Regions from separate parts of the Mus musculus genome. Here region 2 is linked to region 1. A link is a loop called in an ENCODE intact Hi-C map of the cell type or tissue named here. Cell type or tissue: heart. All regions are shown on one strand. Each heading gives the region's core, and the rest is flanking DNA. Links, peaks and the distances in the headings are about the cores only.

Region 1 (8,000 bases), core at 1-8,000:
GAGAATGCAGGACTACCAGCCTGAGGGTGGCCCCACCCACAATAGGTTGGGCCCTCCCTCCCACATCAATCACTAAGCAAATCTCCTGCAGCTTGCCTGCTGCCCGGACTTCTGGAGGCATCTTCTCAATTGAGGTTCCCTTTCCTTAGATGACTATGTCAGTTGTGTCAAGTTGACATAAAACTAGCCAGCACAGGAGGGTACTTTTTATTCTGTCCTTATTATTGATTTTATTGAGTTGGTGGCAGAGGGGTTAGAGAGCTAGCTCAGTGGGTAAAAGTGCATGTCCCCCATGCGTGAGCACCTAAGCTCAGATCCCGGCTATAGGCAAGTCTGGGCCGGCTGGTGTGCACTAAGGGGATGGAAGCAGGGCGATCAGCGGGGCTTGCTGTCCACTTCCTTATCTCTAAAGTCAATGAGAGATCTGCTCTCAAGGGAATAGGTAGAGGGAAATGAAGCAGGGCACCAGTATCTTCAAGTTCTGGCATCTGCATGCATGCATGCATGCACACACACAGAGCACATACACTCACATGCACACACACAGAGCACATACACACATGCATGCACACACACATACACACTCTCACACACACACAACATTCATGCACATAGACAGCATACACAGACCACGTACTTAACACAGCACACATACACACAGCACATGTACAGCGTGTACACACACACACAGCCGTCACACACAGTTTTTCTTCCGGGGTAGAGAATGAACCAGGACCAAACTCACGCTAGGCCAGTGCTCTAGCACTGAGCTGTACCCCGGCCCTCTCTTTAACTTTTCAAACATGTAAATGTATCGCTTATCCAGTAAGTCAAACAGTGCAAACAGCAGGTATGCGTAACACAGAAAGTGGGAACCCTCTCCGCACTACTGCCCAGAGGTTGCCAGAGGGCTTGAGCTGGCTTGGTTCCCTTTAGATGCCTGTCTTCTGTGCACACAAGAGCATGAACGTCACCTAGATATTTGGTGGGATCTCCTCTCCCTCACAAACATGGCCCTCCTCCATGCTGTTCTCGACCCGCTTTATAATCCACCACGAGTGTCCAGCAAGTGACACGGTCCCACCAAAGCTACACAGCGGGCACCGTGTGGATTTCCCTGTTTGTAAAAACAAAACAACACAACAGCAAATCAAAACAAGCATGGTGCAGGATGGCTCTCCCAGATAGCTTTTGGTTTCGTGTACTCCAAAAGGAGCCGAGTAGTGGTTTCTTTCTGCAGGGTGTTTTAAAACTTTGCTCCCTGCAGCAATAAAGACAATTTGGATCTCGCTGGCCTCACGTCTTTGCTGAGTGAGAAAATTAAAGAATTCCTCCAGGAGAAGAAAATGCAAAGCTTCTACCAGCAGGAGTTAGAGACAGTGGAGTCTTTGCAGTCTCTGGCCAGTCGGCCTGTGACCCACAGCACGGGCTCGGACCAAGTAAGTGTGGCACATTGGGAGGTATGTGGGGGGTGGGGCTGGGGGTGGGGTGGAGGGAGATGCATAAGTGACTGGTGTCAGAGTCACACTGGATGGACTCCAAAAGCAGAGGTCACCGTTTTAGCATGTGCCATTTCTATTCTGGAAAGGTGACTGACCACTAAGAATCTGAAATGCACTGAACCTGCCCCTTACAAGGTCACACTGCACTTAGTGTTTAGGCTGAGGTCACAGCACGCAGTTGCCAGTACTCACCGAGATGGTGTCCCGTAGGTCAGGGAGATGAGAGGAGACAACTATCCTCTACCCAAGAGGATGTATCGATCAGCAAGATGATCCCTGAGCCAGGGCTTTTAATGACTTACTCCTTTTGCCTTGGGAAAGGTTCATCTGTCCTGTTGTAGGAATTCGAGTGAAGGCCAAGCTGCATCCAGTCATGTCTGTAGCTAGGAAAGTGCAGAGGACCAAGCAGTGTTCCCGTTCCTCTCGGTACAGCCCCGCCTTGCACTCCGAGGGCTCCTGGCACACTGCTTTGGTGTTTGCTGTTTCTATGTTAGTACAAAGTTAAGATTTACTAAGACATTTCCGGTTTAGCCTGTCGCTTGTATTACTGCTCTTGGGTCCGCTGCTGTCGCGTGTGACTGTGTATTTACTTTTAAGTGAACAGTCTCGGCTTACCGTCATCTTCTGATGCCTCATCCCCTCTGACTGCTACTTGCCCTCAGTATCTCTCCACAGATCTGTATCTCACCCCTCACTGTTGTGACCCCCGGGGCATCCCTGTCTGTGTCACTAGTACTTACCTTCCCGGCCTGAGTTCCATCTGTATCTGTGATGTCACTGCCACTTGTCCCTTGCAGTCCTCACCCCGCCCATTACGTCCCAGCCTGCTGACGTCACTGGCACATAGTGGTTTTTTGGTTTTTGGGTTTTTTTTCCCACCTCTTGTAGCAGAATTGAAGGGCTGTCCTAGCAGAGGCCCTGTCTGCATGTTCTGTGCTCTCTACACAGGACCTCAGGACTGGGTACTGCAGGAATGAAGATTGATTTTGGGGTTTTGGGTTTTTTTTTTTTTTTTTTTTTTTTTAATTCAGATGGTCCTGAGAATGGCAGGCGTGTTTCCCTCCCATCCTCTCCCACCCTGCTCCTGATCCCACCGCCGGTCCGGAGCATGACCTTGGCCAAATGCTGTGCTTATGTTGACAGCGGTGGGCGCCTCCCTTCTTGTTCCCCACATGGGAGTGCACTGCCGGCTTTAGGAGACCTCGGTTTTCAGTGAGCAGTGCATCTTTCTGTTCTTTGTGTACGTAGAGATTTGCCACCATCTAAGAGCTTTCCTTCCCCGTACCAAGGATGAGTTCACACCCATAACCAGGCTCCATTCTGCAACTGTCCTGACGCCTCTCCAGTCTTCTCCCGTCAGCAGCCAGGCTGCTCTGAGTGTCCTAACTTATTCCGGATGCTGCTGGTGGGACAGGCACCTTCTCACCATCCCAGCCCCTCATGACCTTGCTTCCTAGATTTGTTCACACACCTAATTACCTCTTCCTGGCAACAGGCTCTGTGCGCAGTGACCCAGGATTTCATAAAGGGAGATGAGGGATAGAGTTTCAGAAAAACACTCGGGTGGAGAAGGTCGTGGCTGGGAACTTTGTTCTTTGCCAAGGTTGCTTCTAAACAGCCTTGGTCTCCGGCTGCCCACTTCCCAGTGGCCTGTAGACAGCCTCAGCCTCCAGCTGCTCACTTCCCGTTGGCCTGTAGACAGCCTCCCATCTGACTGCCCACTTCCCATTGGCCTCCTTTCCATTTCATCATTTAGAATAAGCTCAGAGTTAAACTGACCTTCCTAGGGCTTCTGATGCCTCTCAGTTTATTTTCAGTAAAATCTTTCCTAGTCTTCTCTCCCCTTTTTCTTTTCCTTTTAAAACATTTTAGATCAGGGTTTGTGTGCGCGCGCGTGCGTGCACGCGCATGCGTGTGTTTGGGGCCCAAGGATCAAACTCAGATCCTTAAGAGTTGGCAGCAGGTGCCTTGACGTGGGGGCAAGCACCTTTCCAGCCATGCATCTCCTCTTTCTATTGAGGCATGGTCTCACTCTGTAGTCCAGGCTGACCTGGAACTTGCTACATAACCCAGGCTAGCCTCAAATTCACAGTCCTTCTGCTTGAGCCTCTTATGTGCAGAACTTTATGTGTCTGCTACCATGCCCAGTTCTAAAGAAGCATTAGTAAGTAGCGAGGCCCACCTTCATGTGAAGCCATGATGGCTACAATTGACTGGAAAGACGTCAGGACTCCCCCAGGCAGGATGTTCTGTGGCGGAGTTTTGACGTGGTATCCTTTTGAAGAAGCTTAGAGCAGAAGACTGTTTCTGTGTAGTGCTGTATATTTAAAAAGAAACTGATCTGTCGCTGTATTTGTTTCTCTTTGAAAACGATTTCTTCCATCAATTATGAATCAGTTGGTCAAATTGCCCTGCTTGGGATGTCAGTGTCCCTCAATTAATAGCGCCCTGGGAGACTGCAGATGCTCGGGCGATGCAGAAACCCGAGAGCCCTGGGCGCCCTGTTGTCACTCATGGCTGCTCACTTCCCCGTCTCTCCCTTCTGATTTTTTTTCTAACCGTCGCCTTTCTTAGCAAATCCAGAAACATGATAAGCAGATCTTACAGGACCATTGTTTCTCTGACAGCTAGATGAATGCTGACTATGTTTGGGCGGGCAGATTATATATATTTCAGGAAGCCACCCAGTTCCTGGCCTGAGCACCAAGTCGCTGCTTCAGTCTGTGAGCAATTTTGGTTTCCTGAACCGTGCGTGTCTGTCATTGTTCTTTTGAAAGTGACGAGCAAAACACAGATCTCAGTCCCGGAAGCGGCTGGCTTGTCAGAAGGGACCCCTGGTGTCCTTGCTCTCAGGACTGTGGCCTTTGAAACAGGCTAGGCAGCACATCCTGAGGCCGCGAGGCAGTCTCTGGAGAGGATGCGTCCTGTATTGTTTGCAGTTCCTGGGAGCTGAGCTGCAGTTGGCTCCCTATGGCTGCGAGTGCTTTCCCTGCTGACCCGGCCTCTCAGAGGAGGGAGCTGATGCTCATGGGAAAGATCGCCCAGCAGCCTGGGGGCAAAGCCGTGATCAGTCAGAGCAGAACCCAAGTTCAGCACAGTTACCAAGTGTGACCCTCCAGAGCAGACTTCTGACCCTGCCTAAATGCCGGCCTGCTCAGCTGACGCATGCCTAGAGCACGCTGACTCAGCACAGGAAAAGCCTGTTGGGTGAATTCATAATAAACCAGTTGGGCTTGGGAGTTAGTCGCAGGTAATGGAAGATGAGACATTTCTTTTTCTTCCCTGTGCAGGTGGAGTTAAAGGACAGTGGCACTTCTGGCGTAGCGCAGAGAGTGTTTAAGAATGCTCTCCAGCTGCTTCAGGAAAAAGGACTCGTGTTCCAGAGAGACAGTGGCTCTGATAAGCTGTACTACGTAAGAGACCTGCAGCCTAGTTTCCCCTCATGGCTTCCGTTACAAGTACAGTTAGGCTTAGGAATAGTACCAGTTTCTAAGACAGTGAGTCGGGGTGAAAGCGACCTCTTACCCTTTCACAATGTAACTGTTTCCTCCAGTGAAACAGTCTGACTCTGTAAACCCAGGCTGACCTTGAACTCCTAATCTCCTGGCTCCACCTCTCCACGGCTGGGATTGTAGGTGTGTGCCACTACTCCGGATCCATGCTGCCACTTGAAGCCCAATGGCCGTCTAAATATTTATCTGTACATTGACAGATATACAAGCACGTCCCTATGGCTTTTTTAAGAAAGGAAGGAAGGGTAGGGGAAGGGGGAACGGAAGGGAAGGGAGTAAGAGTGAGTGAGCTATCTTCTAATTGAGAAGGCCTCATCCTCAGAGCTCCTGGTGCAGATGCTGATGCACTGGAGACTGTCCTGTGTCTTCCACCAGCATCCCTGGCCTCTCACACTAAATGCCACTAGCACCTAGTATGTTGTGACAATCAGAAATGCCTTCGGGCATCACCAGATGTCCCACTGCTGTGAAGAGTGCTCCGCACAGCCTGCAGTGCCACCGTCTGTCCCTGTGCCCGTGTGTCCCGGCACCTGCGAGTCTGCCTCACTCTTTCTGACCAGGAGTATTTACCAGAACTTTCTAGCCATTCCTTTGTGACGGACGGACGGACACTACGGTTGTACGACTTTTGCTGTCACAAATAGTGTTTCCTGACTCGATCTGTGTGGCTCTCTGTGTGAATCTGTGTTGGTATTTCCAAGGACGGCTCACGCAGGAGAGCGCCCGGAGCAAAGGACACTTTAGTTAAAGCTTTCAGGTAACTCCAGTCTGCCTCCCTGAAGGCCTTGCTTGCCAGCCTCCCTTCTGAGGAACGGGACGGCTGCTTGCTTGCCTCCATCTTTTCAAGGTAGAAGTCTGCCTCTTGCTGCATGCCTTTGATGTTGGAGGCAGTAAGCTGAGAGAGGACCACTCGTGTCCAGAGCGGAGAAGTGGCTTCAGAATAAGATGAGAGCTCTGGAGACAGGCTGCTGGGCCTGCCTGCTTGCAGACTCGCTAGAGGTCTACTTAGCAGGTCATTTCCTCTGTGGAGAGGCCCAGGTTTTATTTATTTAAGTAGGAGGGGTTTTCCACAGTGTTGAGAGGTAAGCCAGTATAACACAGTGCTGTCCACTCATCCCGGGATGGGAGGGGCCAAGCAGGACATGGCGGCCATTGTCACACTAAGTTCAGCTGGAGCCCTCTTAGAGATTTGTGCCTCCTTCTGTTCTGGGTTGGCTTCTGTGAGGGTCTGTCTGTAGAGAGCAACCCTCCCTGGGAAGCAGCCAGGGCAACTGCAGCTGCCCAGGGCGAGGTGTGGCAGGGTTGGGCACTTCCTCTTGTGAATGAATCACCCTGAGCTGGAAGGGGTAGTCAAACAGGAATAGATCCCACGGCCCCTTCTGTGGCTGACCCCTCCCTTCCACTCATCCCTGATTTGTGGCTTTCCTTTCTCCTGAAGCCCTGCTGGGGACATAGTTACAGCAGAGCCCAGAGCTCTGTTTGCACCCATGGTTGACCTTCACACTAATCTTGTGAGTCCGAAGTCATCAGGTCTCACGGGCGGCCATGGCTGTTTCCTGTACCCAGTTCTTCAGCTGTGTTCCCATGCTTAGACTTGGCTCTTCCTCCTTCCTCTTTCTTCTCTCCTTTTACACACTCCTTCCTTCCTTCCCTCTTCCCCTTTCTTCTCTTCCTCCCTCCCTCCCTCACCTTCTTTTTCTTTTGCTTCCTCTCCCTCCCCCCCTCTCTGCCTCTCTTCCCTCTTCCCTTCCCTCTTCTCCCCTCTCTCTTCTCTAGTGTTATTAAATTTACTGCCTGTAGCTGAGGGTGAAGCCTGCTGCTAGTTGAGAAACATGGTTGTGGGTGTGCCTACAAGAGCAGAGAGCGTTTCTGTAGATAAGCTGGATTCTCTAGCTTGCTGGCTTCCCCATGCCCATTTCTTCTTTAATTCTTCCTTGTGCTTAGAAGAAGAGGAACTAAAGAAATATAAGACAAGAAGGGGACCGAGAGGAAGAAGGCTGGGACAGGGAGGAAACTTTGAACCTGCGGGAGCTCCTTCAAAAACACTGGGCAAGGAAGAGGAGTGTCTGTCTGAGTGGCCACAGTGTAGAAAAGGGCAGTTGCCCCTTCAAGGCACAGGGTTCCAGTTATGCTTTCCCTTCTGGCCCCAACAAACCAGCTCCTGAGAGAGCTGTGTCCTTAGGGGCAGAGCGGAGCTGCAGCGGCCACCACGCATCAGAATCACTGAGGGAGGGCGTATGGGGGAGGCTTGTCGTTGCTATGGGATTTGTAGAACCGCCTCGAAGGCTGGTCTTGAGTTCTGAGTGACACACTGCTGTGTTCTCAAACCACGTTTCCTCTCTGGATTCTCCTTTTAGGTAACCACCAAAGACAAAGACCTGCAGCAGAAGATCTACCACATCATTAAGGAAGACTGTCAGAAACCAAACCGTAAGTGTTTTGTGATGGTGAGCCGGTGCGCCCAGGGTTCCTTCCCTCCTAGACAGAATCAGGATGCTCTGTCCTGACTCAGGAGGGAGACAGCCAGGGCTTCTGTCCTCCGAGACTCATTGTCCTCTCCTCTATGTCGTGTTGCCTGGGCAGAGGAGTCAGCATGTGGGGCTCCTTTAAACAGCCCTGGGGTGTCCGGTCCTGTAGGGATAAGCTGGAGGCCAACCACCAAGCTCTCCCTGAGATTCGGGCACACTGAAGTGAACCACCACGCTCGGCTCTGAGATGCGCTCGCTGCTTCTGGTCCCTGGTTTGTCGCCCATGTTTACCACTGCCTCTGAATGTAATGTCAACATTCACTCTCTTCTCAAACATCAAGGCTTTTCAGTTTCAGGCAGGACGGCTCTTAGACATTACAGTTCATGAATAACGAAATCCAGTCATCTCAAGAAACCCTTGAGTTATAAATGAAATGGCTTAGAAAAATAGTGCCGGTTTGTGGAGTTAGGTCGGCCCCTAGTGGCTGGACACTCAAACTACATCTAGTCTGATAACT
Region 2 (8,616 bases), core at 364-8,363, 130 kb before region 1:
GAGCACAGCAAAAGAAGCCCGGGAGCACATGGGTGTACGCATGAACGGGCACTCTGCACCCAGCAGCTGGCTGTGGACCTGTGCTCTGCTCAGTGCCCTCCTCTGGGCGCCACTGCCCACACTGTGTCTGCACCACGCTCCTTTCTATCTTCCTCCCTACCACCGTTCTTTCCCTTCCTCAGACCCCACTTTTTTCCATTTGTATCCGTCCTCCCCAATCCCACTTGAGTCTCCAACTACTTGGGACCTTGTTCCCCAGGTTCTGGGATCAGCTTTGGGCATCCTGGCCCACCGGGACCCCCTGGCCTGCCAGGAACATCCTACGAGGAGCTACTGACCATGCTCCGAGGTAAGGCCAAGCAGGAACATCCATCAAATGGTTTGGGATGGAAACTGAAACCTTGGCTCAGGCTGTGACTGACAACTTACTGCCCACTGATGTCCCAGGGTCTGACTACAGAAACATCATTGGACCTCCAGGGCCCCCAGGGCCACCCGGGATGCCAGGCAATGCATGGTCCAGCATCAGTGTGGAGGACCTCTCATCATACTTGCACAGTAGGACACTAGAGAGCATAAGAGACAGGCTGAGGACTGCAGCCTGACTTTGAGGGCATCCCCAGCCCTCTCTAGGGCTGCCATGGAGAACTGATTCAATGTGCTGTTCCCCAGTGGAGCATGCACCAGGAGGGCCCTGGGGCCCTGGACAGGGTCACACGGCTGTGAGGAGCCATGAGCCTTGGTAGGGGAAGAAATGGGAAGAAACTAAGCTCCAAACTGTAGCCTTTGCAGAGCTCATGAGCCATGTGATCAGTCACTTAACAAGGACATAATGTAATACCTTGTATTACATTCTAATGCCTGGTGATGAAGGTCTAGAAGGACATAGGATATGTATGGGGTGAAGGGGAGAAGGGTCCCTTGAAAGCGGCCATTCCTAGATATCGCCTGAAAGGGACAACCTAGGCCTTGCCCACTCTCCTCTACTCCACACACACACACACACACATACCCATCTCTTGCACCCAATCCATGGGGGGTGAGGGGGCCCGCAGTAGGTCAAGGCCAGGCTGAGAATCTAGCCTTTTCTGTCCAGGATCCTGACCTTCCTCTTTCCCTCCCCTCTCACACAGCCGCTGGTTTGTCCTCCATCCCAGGCCCTCCAGGCCCACCAGGGCCCCCAGGTCCTCGAGGGCCCCCAGGTGTCTCAGCAGCTCTGTCCACCTATGCAGCTGAGAACAGCGACAACTTCCGCAGCGAGCTGATTAGCTACCTCACAAGTAGGTACCTTGATGTTGGTCTCCTGTGCCCTCCCCCTAGACCTTCACAACTCTTCTGCAGGAGCCACAGGATGGTCAGCAGTCTAGATAAACCACTCTCTGCTCACCAGCATCCTGTACATGTACAAGGGCCTCAAAGGTCACTCTAAGGGGTGTTAAAACTCCAGAGACCCCCCTAGCTCCCAACTCTTTTGTCCACCACAGTCTGCCGGTAATGCATCTTCCTCCCCTACAGGTCCTGATGTTCGCAGCTTCATCGTTGGCCCTCCAGGCCCTCCGGGGCCACAGGGACCACCTGGAGATGGTCACTTAAGGGAGAACTACAACTGGAGCAGCAACTCCTCAGCCAGAAGGGGCACTTCCTACAGCTCTTCCACGGGCACAGGGGGAACCAACGGAGGCTCCCTGGGTGAAGGTGGAGCCTATGGTGCAGGAGATGGGGGCCCCTATGGTACCGACATCGGCCCAGGCGGAGGCTATGGGGCAGCTGCAGGTGGTGGTATATATGGCACCAATGGTGACTCGTTCCGGGATGGCTTCACTGGAGACCTAGATTACAACAAGCTGGCAGTGCGGGTGTCGGAGAGCATGCAGCGTAAGTTGGAACCTGTGGCCCTCAGAGGGGGAAGGAGCATGTGTGGACCTCAGCATTTAGGCTTTGCAGGCCTAAAACTGGCCCTCGTTTTTTTATGTACTTGGACTGTGTAGATAGCAGCTCTGGAATCAGATGGGTGGGGATTGAAAAAGAGAAGACCCCACTCTCTCAGTGCAAGGGACCCCAGTGCTGACACTGAGCAGTGCAGAGCAGGGCACACAGCAAAGGGCTTGGTACTTTGCTCGGAACAAGTCTGACGGGAGCGGCTTTCTGACAGGGCTTCGTGGCAGTTGTTAGCCAGGAGGCCCTTTCTCACTTTAGCTACCCGAGGACTGTCACAACAGGTCAGCCCAGTCTGCTGGACAGCAAAGGAAGCTGCAGGGCTTTTCCCTCAGGCTGGTTTCATCTAGTTTAGCTGCTCTGAGTGAGGCAGTCCGAGGACACTGCCCTTCAGCAGCGAAGTGGTATGCTGCTTCCTACACCAGCACCCTGGTATTCTGCAGGTCAGGGTCTGCTACAAGGGATGGCCTACACTGTCCAGGGCCCACCTGGGCCCCAAGGCCCTCCTGGCATCAGCAGGGTCTTCTCAGCCTACAGCAACGTGACACAAGACCTCATGGACTTCTTCCAAAGTAAGCACAGCTCCATGGCTTGCCCAGCACTGGCCTGCTGCTTAGTCTTTCGTGGGGCCTGGCATACAAACACCAACGTAATGATCTTCTCCCCGTAGCTGAGATGCCAAAACTCAAGCCTACTTCTGGTTCCTTGTATAAGTCCTGATGCCACCACTCTCTGTGTTGCTTTGAGTAAATGCTTGACCTCCCAAGCCTCAGGCAAGCTCTGGTCTAAGGCTAGACTCTTTCCTTCCTTGCAGCCTACGGCACTATCCCGGGACCACCTGGGCAGAAGGGAGATGTGGGAACCCCAGGCCCCAAAGGTAAGTGACAGCAGGGACCCCAGGGTCAGCTGTTTATGCCTTAGTGCCATACTGTGCCACGCCTTCGGCTCTGTACTCATACTCTGGTGTCAATGCCCTCTCTGTCCTTCTAGGTGACAGGGGCCCTGCTGGACCACGAGGTCCTCCAGGGCCACCCGGCCCCAGAGGGAACAAAGGAGAGAAAGGAGACAAAGGTAAGCAGTGGTGTGTGACTGCTGGGGTTCTGGGATCCAGCAGAGAAGAGGGCATTTGGTTCTGGGCTAGCCTGAGAAAAATCAAGCAAAAACCAATGCAGAAAATGGTGTCGCACAGCTGGGGAAAGGGAAGACCAGAGCTGCCGCAGAGTGAGGAAGAACCTGGTAACAAAGTAGGGAGATGACTTGGAAGGGAAAAAATAGCTTTACAAAGGATTAATCTTCCAGGCTACCTTATAGCAATCACTGTTGGTATCGCTGGTCCTCCCTAAGGTCATAGGCCACAAGGCATTTAACCCCTGCTCATCTTTGGACTTTCAGGTGACCAAGTCTATACTGGGAGAAGGAAGAGAAGTATTGCCATCAAGCCGTAAGCTGCACTTGGCAGAGCCACCAAGTATCTGGGACCGGTTCTTGGGCGCCTATGTCCAAGGGTCCCCGTCCTCCTGAGACCAAATCACCCAGCGACACTTGTTTTAGTCTGAACCAAATATATACATACAGAAAATTCAAAGACACACAATCTGAAACAGCTCCATTGGTTGGGTGGGCCTTTCGGAATAGCTGCAATGTTTAATATGAGACTTGACCTCTCTGCTACATAGATCTGAGCTCCCCGGCTTCTTTAGCATTTAGCCCAGCCTCTGCCAGGCCTCGGAAGCCAGTTACATAACTGTTGGCTGGGGATCTTGGAGCTTTGCCTAAAAAGTGAGCCCAGAAAATGGAAAATGGGAATGGGGACCTTTGTAGATGACGTGTGATGGGTTATGTTACGAAGGCTGCTGTCAGCTCCTCCTCCTCTCTTCACTCTGCATTCTCCAGTCACAGAGGTGACTCTTGCAACTGAAAACACTCAAAGTTCACTTCCTCAGAGGAGGTGACATGGTTACCTTCAGTTACCATGGTGCAGATGCCAATCACCTTCCCACTGGCTTACAAAGCTTGACTGGTCGTAGCTATGGCCTGTGTCCACAGGTACAGGCCAGAAGTACAACTATGACACCACACTAGACCCAGACAGGACAAGAGGGGCAGTGGGCAAGGAAGGGAGAAAAGAGAGGACACAGAACTCCTGATGCTGAGGAAGCATGGCTTCCACACACCATCCTGCACTTAGGAAATGGCATAAAAGACTGGGCACAGTTGGTTTTTATTTAAGCACTTTCCACTGTCTAAAAACATTTGTATGTAACCTGTAAGATGAAAAATCATTTCAACTGTAAAATTTTCAATTAAAGTTTTTTTTTCTTTTTTAATGTATGTTTAATCATGTGAGAAAGTTAGTTTAAAAAAAGGATCCGGGTTACATAGGTCTGATTGCAACACTGTTTGTCACAAATGGAAGAGGTGATTGGTGGTAGTTTAGACCTGGCTTCCAGCAATGGATCACTGAGATCTCTAAAGGCAGAGTTTTAAAAGCTACCACTTCAATCTGGACACACCAGACAAAGCACTTTTGTTTTCTCTAAGTTCCTTGAAAGCTAAACACATAGACAACAAATTAGAAGCTTCTTTGCAATTAATGTATGACTGGAAGCCAAGTATAGAGATGAAGATGTCTTGATTATCATTAATGATTAATCAGGCCTAGGAAATGTTCCCTCGTTACTAGACTTTACAAAGTCATCATCTAAAAATCTTCATAGAATCGTACACCCAGAAGAAATGGGAGGAAAGTCTAAGTGTGCTACCTCCTCCAGAAAACACACACACACACACACACACACACACACACACACACACAAAAGATACCAGCCATGAGCCATGTCTTCAGCTGGAGAGCAGTGGATGTGAGCTTCTTTGTTTCACTCGAGAGCGAAAAGGGATCAGGATGAGCTCAACAGCACACAATGCTCTGAGATTAGAAAATGACATCAGTAGCTCCCTTCGACCAAGCTGCACCCAGGCCAAGCAAGGCAGCCGCCAGCGTCTACTGAGTGGAGGGGGTTTTATCATATGATTTTTCATCAATTTGAAACAAATAATCTATCCCAGGGAGAAAAGAAGGAAATAAAAGCACACACACACACATGGCCACATAGACACTTTAAACATCTCCCAAAGGAGGAAGGTACATATTGGAAGGTACTTACCTGCAAGGTAAAAGTTACATTTGTCAGTAATGAGAGGGAGGGGGGAGGGGGAAGGGGAGGGAGAGGGAGAGACAGAGACAGACAGACAAACAGACAGACAGACAGACACGTAGATAGCTAGGATCAATGATAAACATAGAAGGTCAGAAGACTGGGAAGGTGAAAAGTTTAAAATATAACTAGAACCAAAAGCTGCAAAGTGTCTCAGGCAGGACAACCTCATTTTTAAGATTTTAAATTAAAAAGAAAATTCCCCAAAATAGATTAAGAAATAGCTTTATTGTTTGACAATCCCATGATTGAAAAGGCATATTTCTGATCCCAAATAGACAAGAAGCATAATGTGAAGCAAAATTCTCTTTGAAAACTTAGCTTGTGAACTTATTACACTGAAAAGAATCACATTTTTAAGCTGCAGCCAACATTTGAAACTGGTAAGACTCTACTCCAAGCTCTGTAGCAGAAATTTTAAAGCGTTATTAAAACCATGTCAGCCGAAGAACAGTTCGGCAGAGACATCAACTGTTGCCTCTGACTGAAGAGAAACATGAAAATCACCACCCCGCATCCTACACAATCACCACGCAGAGAGGACCAGAAGGCTCTCGGAGAGCTGATGCTCTCGTCTTCCACTGCAGTTCTAGATGTTTCATTCTGCAATGTTTCTAGCTATTAATATGGCCGAATTTGGCTTCTTAGAAGAGTCTTTGTCATTTAATAAGCACAGTGTAGAATGGGGGAAAGTATGAGGGTAGGAGGGACCTGGAAGAGTACAAAAGACAATCACTTCTGAGACTTGCTGATGCTCGAGAGATCAGAGAGCCCCCATGGGCCTCACGTGCCTGAGAAAACACTGGAGAGGTAGCTCTGGTTCTGCCCCCTGCTTAGGTACAACTTGCCATGTCCTGTCAGGTGAGATGCTTCCAAGATTCTCAGCATCCTAAAAACACTCCAAATGTCCTCCTCACACACAGGAAAGGTAAGAAAGAGCTTACTATGACTCCACCTAAAACAGCTAATTCAGCGACCCACAGCCTGAGCCTCAACAGGGTTAGGGGGGAAGCCCTGTTACTAGGGCTCTAGGAGCTGGACCTGCAGAGGCGAGGAGGAGGTGTGGCGCATCCACAGCATGCAGGGAATGGGGAGGTGACTGCTGACAAACTCCTTTATGCGCTGCATGGCACATTCTGCCACAGCAACTGAGTGACCTAATCAGGAATGGACTGACTGTATGAATGGATGCCTTTGCCCCTCAGCCCCTCCCCACCTATACTTCATGCAGGAAAGAACAGTCACTATTATCTACTTGGTTTAAGGCCTGAGGAGTAGGCAGGTTTGTTTAGAAACAGCACGTTCTGTTACAAAACACTTCCTATCATAACCTGAAGTGCTGAGATGGGTGTGCTCCAGTAACAGTCCCTGCACACACAGGAAGGCAGCCATGCTCGGAAGAAAACTCCAAGCAGGAGCAGGAAATCTAGAGGGCAGGCTTCAGGGAGACACCCTTTTCCTCCCTCCCAGACACAATGCTCTAAATGTCAAGGAACTGGAAGGGCAGATCATGTCTAAATTACCTGAATGAAACTGAAAAGAAAATCCACTGACTGAAGAATTAATTTGTAAAAACTCAAAGGAGAAAGTGGTATGAGAGCCTTCCTCCCCTCTCCCTCTTCAAATAAGTCATTAAATACACTAGGTAACATAATACCATCTTTTATCATAACAATATAAACAATTTCATCATCATCCTGAATATTACTTTATAAAGATATATATTTAAAGGCTTTCAAACAGTTTTCAACCCAGCATCTGAAAATAAAGCATTATGAATTCTGTATATAGTAACACATTCATGTGATAAGTGTATGAATTTACAACCATACATTATATATGTATATATTTATATATATTTATATAAAAAACAAAGTTGGCTAAAAGTTAAGGCTACCTACAAGGTTGTCCAGAAAAATTATGCTTGCCAAAATAATTATAAAATTAAAATTACACATGCATTTTTAAACCATCTAACCAGATAGAGCTCAGCATCCAAAGTTTCAAACAAACGGCCAGAAAGCTCTACAGACATCTACGGTTCTTACATGAACTCCTGCTCCCACATTACACTACTTTTCACCAACCTCAAAATATAACTAAATACTGGTAACAATTTGGTACCCAGCACTCTTAGAAGAGAACAGGTTGCCAATGGCAGGCAGTGAGCATCATTTACAAATGTGCTGTTTCTAACACTGTTGACCTGACATGTGGCTGAGATTCTGAACTTCAAAAGGAACTAAGAGTGAACATTTCATCAAAATCACATGTACCAGTAACCACATGATAGAGACTTCAGGCTTTTCCTACCCAAAGTAATTAATTTAAACATGGAATAAAATAAAACCAAAATGCACTTGAATAACCTCATTGGAAACAACCCAGTGTCACCTTGGGTGTGTGTCTGATATGAAAGAAAATCCATTGTGGACAAACACTGCTGAGACTAGCTTCAGAACTGTAGCCGTGACTGCAGCTCAGGGCTGAGCTCTCGGTGATGGCAGAACTCCCTGAGCTGTGGGCATCTCTCAGAGAGTAAAGGGGCTCACCAACTCACATGTTAAAGCCAGTTCTCCCATCTTCCCAGGCTTTGTACACCATCTGTTTTAGGATGTAATTTTCTACGGAATGGTAATATAAGCAAGTTTTTAAAACAGTGATGTCAGTGAGAAGGGGACTTTGTTCCTCATGACCAAAAGGAAAGCCCCATTTTACATATGTTTAAAATTTAGTGTTTTAGGCACTATCTTAATAAAATTAGCACCTTAATAATTAGCTCCTACCCACACAGGCTAATGTTTGCGACAAATTATTGAAATAACTTTTCTCTTTTAAAAGATTTTGATCCTGTTTAGTGATAAAAATATATCTATGTACTGAATCAATAACGTATTCTCTAACTCATGGCTTTTTAAAAGTAAGAGTTGGTTTACCAAAAGAAAATTATCCCAATTCTATAGCAGAGTCCTTTCTATAGAATTTAGCATCATTGAGAAATCAGGTAAAACAATATTTATTAATACTTAGTGATGTAACAGATATATTTTCCAAATAACTTTAAACATTATGTCTCTGGCAGTTTTCAATAACAGTGTCTAAAGAATACAATATTTAAGGTCAATATACAAAATCACCTTAGGGAATTACCACGAGATGCTACGTCACCAACATGGCCGAGCATCTGTCTTAGTTCGTCTGCCCTTCATCTTTGTTTAACAATAAAATTCAAGAAAGAAATTTTTAAAACCACCAAGAAGATGAAGCAGGTGATTGTCTTTGTAGTCATACATACTGTGGAAGATGAAGAGAATACAATGATGTACTTAGAAGCCAAATCCAGATGAGGACACTTGCTGTTGCTATGACCCAGTGGAATGTAAGGTGGGAATAGGGTAGAATTTAGAGATCCGGCTCTGTGCTGATGGATTAAGACATTCGGACTCCCCAGTCATTTTAAAGAACA

Evidence for each region. Hi-C counts contacts between places; a loop is a spot of excess contacts. Peaks named below come from ENCODE experiments on the same cell type or tissue, not always from the same donor. Only the 100,000 strongest peaks of a DNase experiment are listed, where the experiment ranks them.
Region 2: it touches region 1 in a loop (2.7-fold over the local background); 2 of 42 quality-filtered maps call a loop at or near these places.

The regions. Positions count from the first base shown.
Region 1 is chr19:47,507,250-47,515,249 of GRCm38, reverse strand. It overlaps Stn1 (STN1, CST complex subunit), which reads left to right. Exons shown (of 10, transcript NM_175360.3): 7 at 1,268-1,439; 8 at 4,793-4,915; 9 at 7,372-7,444. Gm19557 (predicted gene, 19557) reads right to left here and starts at 2,268. Exons shown (of 3, transcript NR_045322.1): 1 at 2,243-2,268; 2 at 1,695-1,987; 3 at 1-1,117. In heart, for the core only: no CTCF peak of the experiment used is centred there; DNase peaks (open chromatin) are centred at 1,559, 3,059, 4,339, 6,329 and 4 weaker places; H3K27ac peaks cover 5,522 bases.
Region 2 is chr19:47,641,990-47,650,605 of GRCm38, reverse strand. It overlaps Slk (STE20-like kinase), which reads right to left. Exons shown (of 18, transcript NM_001164639.1): 18 at 5,360-8,616. The coding sequence ends at 8,513. Col17a1 (collagen, type XVII, alpha 1) reads left to right here. Exons shown (of 54, transcript NM_001290825.1): 47 at 260-349; 48 at 448-558; 49 at 1,134-1,280; 50 at 1,516-1,875; 51 at 2,379-2,507; 52 at 2,750-2,812; 53 at 2,926-3,006; 54 at 3,328-4,265. The coding sequence ends at 3,380. Among named protein-coding and RNA genes, the nearest start is that of Gm16068, 39 kb to the right of the region's middle. In heart, for the core only: no CTCF peak of the experiment used is centred there; a DNase peak (open chromatin) is centred at 4,875; H3K27ac peaks cover 1,009 bases.